Regions from separate parts of the Homo sapiens genome. Here region 1 is linked to region 2. Evidence: chromatin loops called from intact Hi-C (ENCODE). Cell type or tissue: IMR-90. All regions are shown on one strand. Each heading gives the region's core, and the rest is flanking DNA. Links, peaks and the distances in the headings are about the cores only. Region 1 overlaps LCLAT1 (lysocardiolipin acyltransferase 1). Region 2 has its middle 27 kb from the start of LINC01936.

Region 1 (2,820 bases), core at 205-2,704, 150 kb before region 2:
ACCCTTGATGGTTCTTCTCTGTTTCCTTCAACAGAGATGTTCACTATCTCAAAACTAGAATATCAATTTTTCTGTAACCTAGCTATAAGGAATTCAACATCTATACATTTCTTAACTAAAAAAACTTTCTCTGTCTGATATGCTGTAACTAGTAAACTAAACAGCTGAGTGACAGCAGTTTTCCAAATGTATACTAATTTTTTACTAGTACTGTGGTAGTTAAATCTTACCCATGTGTTAAACTGTCCAAACAGCTAATAAGACAAAAGTTAGGAATAGGTGAAATTATCTTTGAAAATCTCATAGGATGGTGCATCTCAAAAGATCACACTATCAGTAAGTCCAGCTCAGCCAATCTTCTCCCAAAATTGTACTATATTGATATTACCCTACCTGACCATCAGACAAAGTGATTGGTTTGTATATTGTTTAAAAATATCTATCTTTAAACACAAGAATCACACTCAGCAGAGAACCACTCATATTTCCTATTTCATCTCACATGAAGCAGAAAAAAATTCATTCTCTTCTCTGCCCACTCTTCCCTTACCTTAGTGCATGTAATTGAAACTGTACAAATACTGTAGGTGTATAATGTAATTCTGCAGTAATAGTAATGCTACTAGCAGTAATAATAGCAGAAATAGCTATTGCAGAATTTGTTTGGTAACTTGTCCTATAAATACCAGCATTTCTTCCAGATTAAGAATTTTAACTGTGCACATGGCTGCCCAGAAAAAAAAGACATTTCCCAGATTCTATTACAGCTTTTAGCTGCTCTTACCAATAGAGTAAGCAAAAGTGATATGTGCAACTTGCTATGTACTACACACGTGAGTCACTGGTATAGAAAGAAAGCATTTGCTCTGGACTTCCTCCAGAGTGGGGCAAAGAAGTGGCAGTGACCCAGTCTTGACCAAATACAAGAGGACATTATACCAGGCTGGAGGCCAAGCTAGGTGGATTAACAGGATAGAAGACATCTGAACCCTTTGATGACATCAGGGACCGTAGGGACCTTGCCAGCCTGGACCTGTAAGTCAATATAGTTCTACTGTATTGGAGCCACTATATTTTGAATTTTCTCCAAAACACCAGTTTAGCCTAAAATTAATATAAAAGCAAAACTAAAACTAAAACTAAAATTAATATAATACCAAATATTTACCGGGTACTTACCAAATGGCAAGCATTATACTAAAAAGGCTATATATTTATTACCTCATTTAGTCATTACAATGACTCTCTGATGTAAGTAGGTAGTATTAAGACTCCTTTTTATAGAGATGAAGAAACAAAAGCTTACAATGAGGCTAAGGAGCTTAGCCAAGTTCAAATGACTAGAAAGTGGGAAGGCCAATAGTGAAACCAAATATCTGTCTGCAATGTCTGTGAAAATAAGCACTCTGCTTATGCTCGCTCTCCAAAAATTAGAGTGACTGGACACTGTAAAGCATTACAACTGTAGTAATTTTTACCAATTCTCAGAACTCTCAAGGTTTTGGCAGAAAGATTCAACAAAAATGTGTGGTTCATAATTAAAGGATTATATACTATAGAAAACTGATGACATTTAGAAAATGGAGTACAGTAACAATACATGACTGTTACAAAAAATCTTTTACCTCTGAATGTTTGCTTTACAATCAGATATACAATTCTGAATCCAGAATAGATCTCAAAGATCATTTACTCCAATTTCTTTATTTTACAGATGATGAAACAAACACTAAAAATAGTTACATAAATGACATGAAAACAGTCAAATGTTTCAATAGGAAATGTCTCTGATTTTATGATGACAGCAAAATTACTTAACATACAGTTTGTAGATGACGTTTTAGAAGTATCTACTTGTGATGATTAATATTACATAAACTGAACAGTATTCTTATTTTACTTAATATATGTATATAGAGAAATACCCACCTTGTAAATAGAGAGTGATAGTGGTTAAGCAGCAACAAAAAATGAGTATTTTATGGCAAATGGTATGTTTAGGGTTGCAATGAAACACTGGGCTTCATATCTTTAAAGCTAATTTAAAAATGTAACTCTAAAAATTAATAGTCTTAGAAGTCAACTTCTGTCCTCTAAAAAAAGAAAAAGACTTTTAGTCACATGAAAGCCAGAAAAGAAATTAGTCAAGCTCTGTAAATCTACAATTAGGATAAGATATTTTAGGTAGAGGACTATTATCTCCTCAAGGACAGAGATCATATCTGTCCTGTTCATCACTGCATCCTAGCAAAATGCTAGGTACGTGGTAGACAATAAAAAATTGCTGGATGAACATTAAGAGATCCTGCCAACTACTCTTGCAATCCAATCACAAAACAAAGCATACTTATATTAAAAAAGCAAGAAGAAATTTTGCCTAAAAGACTGGCCCTGACAGAGTAAAAGGTACTAGACATCATCCAGCTGACTTAAAGGAAAATATGGCTATAATTAATAAATAGATGAGAAATCTCAAGAAAGTAACAGAACCAATAAAGAACCCAAAATAAATTCCAGAACTTACAGTATTTTAAATAAAAATTCACTAGATGAACAAAACAGCAGATTAAAGATGATAGAAGAAAGGGTCATTGAGCTTGAAAACAGATAAACAGAAATCATTCAATATGAAAAATACAGGGAAAAAATACAGGGGAAGAAAAAAGGAAGAGAGCCTTTGTGACATACGTGACAAGACAATCAATCTAACATACATATAATTGTAGTCCCAAAATGAGGAGAGAGAGAATAAGGCAGAAAAAAATGTGAAAAAAATAACAGTCTAAAATTTCCCAGTTAAAAAAATATAAAAACCAACCA
Region 2 (2,820 bases), core at 239-2,738:
GCCTGGGAACTGGTCAAATGTGGAAGTTGAGGGGCAGGAAGGAATCCAGGTTTCTGGCTTGGGAGACTGGGTGTGTAGCGATACATCAGCTAAGCTAAGGATCAGAGCTGAAGGAAAAGACGGCGAGTTAAGATTTAACATGTTGAGTTTGAAGGGTTTGGGGAAGCTGTTGCTAGAGGGCTCTGGAATGTGGGATTGACCGGCATCAGGAATATAGATTGTAAAGCCAGTGCAGTGGCTCACGCCTGCAATCCCAGTACTTTGGGAAGCCAAGGTGGGAGGATTGCTTGAGCTCAGGAGTTTAAGACCAGCCTGGGCAACATAGGAAGCCCCCATATCTACCAAAAAAAAAAAAAATTAGCCAAGCATGGTGGTGTGCACCTGCAGTCCCAGCTACTTGGGAGATTGAGGCAGGAGGATCGCTTGAGCCTGGGAGACAGAGGTTGCAATGAGCCAAGATTGTACCACTGCACTCCAGCCTGGGTGACAGAGTGAGACCCTGCTTCTTTCTTTATATATAATGGAATCACATACACTGAAGAAGGGTTAAAAACTACAAGGATAGCTGACAATTTCTCAGATGTGAGTACAGAGTGAGAAGAGGCCAGAATCAGGACCCTGGGATACACCTAGTAGAAAACAATGGAGATGCAGGGGAAAAGAGAAAAATGATCAGCAAGGCAGGTCATCAGGAGGCAGAAATAGTCAACAGGCAATCCCCATTCTATTGAGCAGTCAGGAGGTCCAGAAATTCTTTCCTGGCCCATAAAAGGATAGGCTGAGCCTACTAAGTGCTTCCATGTTGCCAGAACTCCTGGTCCTGGCAATGACCAATCTCCATTGTAATAATTGCCAGGCTAGGACTGTCTTCCCCACTAGGCTGGAGGCTCTGTGAGGACATCCCAGGCTAGTTGCTCTCACCATTGCTTCCCTGGTGCTCCACACAGTACCTGACATGCCATAGAGGCTCAGTGCTCTGGTAGATGAGTGCATACGTGAAAGAATGATTTAGTTAATTATTTTGGGGTGTGTTGGGGTGTGTGTGTGTGGTGTGTGTGGTGTGTATGTAAGGAGGATTTAGGGTATGAGTTACTGGAATTTGCACGGACAGGTAGCAGAGCTCTGTCAGCTGACAGTTCCCCTTGTCCCAGCTTTAACTTTTCTCCCTAGCTTGGGAAATGGCAAAGCTAGCAATACGTCTGTCCCTGTGCTGCTCCGAAGATACTGCGCGTCAACCTGTGGTGTCCCTTGTGGCAGCACGGGCAGCTTCATGCAGAACACGAAGGGGGCCGTTAGCCTGTTCTTTTTCCTGGCCCCACAGAAGTTTTGGACAGGCTGCCAGGGGCTGAGCCCGCGCAGCCCCAGTGCTGAGACAGAGAGAGGCTGTGACAGGAGGTTTTGGGGTGAGCTCACGCTGCCAAACCTGGAGTGGGGCCTCCAGCTCCCCTCTAGCACTATTTGTGTCTTCCTGCCTCCTCCCAAACCACTCATCCCAGCTGGGTCATAAAGAAGAGAACAATATAGCCACATATTTATAGTCTCTGTGAATCATTGGTGACTAATTTTTCCCATTTTGTCACCCCAAATAGTTTTCTCTTTAGGCTTCCAGTGAAGGCACAACACCAACCAATCATTTCCATGAAAATGTACATTTTTATTTTAAAAAATTCCTCTCTTAACACAAAACAGAATGTTCACAAATGCAAACATTTAACTGAACAATGACCAGCTTTCTTTCTTTAAAAGTGACATTTTTATCTGCACCCAGCTCAGGAGTGGCAGAGAACTTTCTCCACTGAATCTCTGGACTAGGAGGACATTCCGAGGCTCTGTGGTCTATCTTCTTCCACCCAGGGTAGATTTAAAAATGAAAAAATAAATAAAAAAATAAAAAAATTAAAAAATTTAAAAAAGGCCGTGTGCAGTAGCTCACACCTGTAATCCTAGCGCTTTGGGAGGCCAAGGTGGGTGGATCACCTGAGGTCAGGAGTTCAAGACCAACCTGGCCAATATGGTGAAACCCTGTCTCTACTAAAAATACAAAAATTAGCCAGGCTTGCTGGTGGGTGCCTGTAATCCTAGCTACTTGGAAGGCTAAGGCAAGAGAATCGCTTAAACCCGGGAGGCGGAGGCTGCAGTGAGCCGAGATCGCGCCACTGCACTCCAGCCTGGGCGACAGAGCAAGACTCTATCTAAAAAAAAAAAAAAAAAAAAAAAATTCCCAGGGTGAAAAGTATCACTGCTATTTTCCTATTTTCCACTGTGTTTGTTGGCTGGATCTCCTTAGCAAAGAAATGGTCTTTCAGCATTTTGGTTACATATCATTATGTTCCATTTAGTAAACTCAGCTTACAAAAAGGAGGCTGGGGCAGCCAGTTTCCAATGCCCCAGTGCCTGTGACATGTTCTCATTTAATACTAATTGCTCCCTGTAAAATTTGGCCTCTTGAATTTTGTTTTTCCATGATCAGCATTCTTTATGTCTCCAACCAAAAGGCTCCATCACTCATGCATAACTCAGATAATTTATTGCATTGCCTCTGAGGAATTTCTTTCTATGGCATGTTTCTAGAAAACTCATTCAACTCCCAAATAAAACAATGGAAGGATGGATGGGATGGGGTCAGGAGAAGGATCTGGAGAGATGTGGGGTAAAAGGAGAAAATATCTAAGGATGGTGTTTAATCAGAAAACAAGATTTTCAGTTAGCATTTCTAAATTGCTGAGAAGCTGGGTATGGTGGCTCACACCTGTAATCCCAGCACTTTGGGAGGCCAAGTCAGGCAGATCACGAGGTCAAGAGATTGAGACCATCCTGGCC

What was found. Peaks named below come from ENCODE experiments on the same cell type or tissue, not always from the same donor. Only the 100,000 strongest peaks of a DNase experiment are listed, where the experiment ranks them.
Region 1: it touches region 2 in a loop (3-fold over the local background); 1 of 110 quality-filtered maps calls a loop at or near these places.

What each region holds. Positions count from the first base shown.
Region 1 is chr2:30,526,145-30,528,964 of GRCh38, reverse strand. All of the region lies in intron 2 of LCLAT1 (lysocardiolipin acyltransferase 1), which reads right to left. Among named protein-coding and RNA genes, the nearest start is that of LCLAT1, 80 kb to the right of the region's middle. In IMR-90, for the core only: no CTCF peak of the experiment used is centred there; a DNase peak (open chromatin) is centred at 1,364; H3K27ac peaks cover 245 bases.
Region 2 is chr2:30,372,680-30,375,499 of GRCh38, reverse strand. No RefSeq gene overlaps it. Among named protein-coding and RNA genes, the nearest start is that of LINC01936, 27 kb to the right of the region's middle. In IMR-90, for the core only: no CTCF peak of the experiment used is centred there; a DNase peak (open chromatin) is centred at 1,559; H3K27ac peaks cover 852 bases.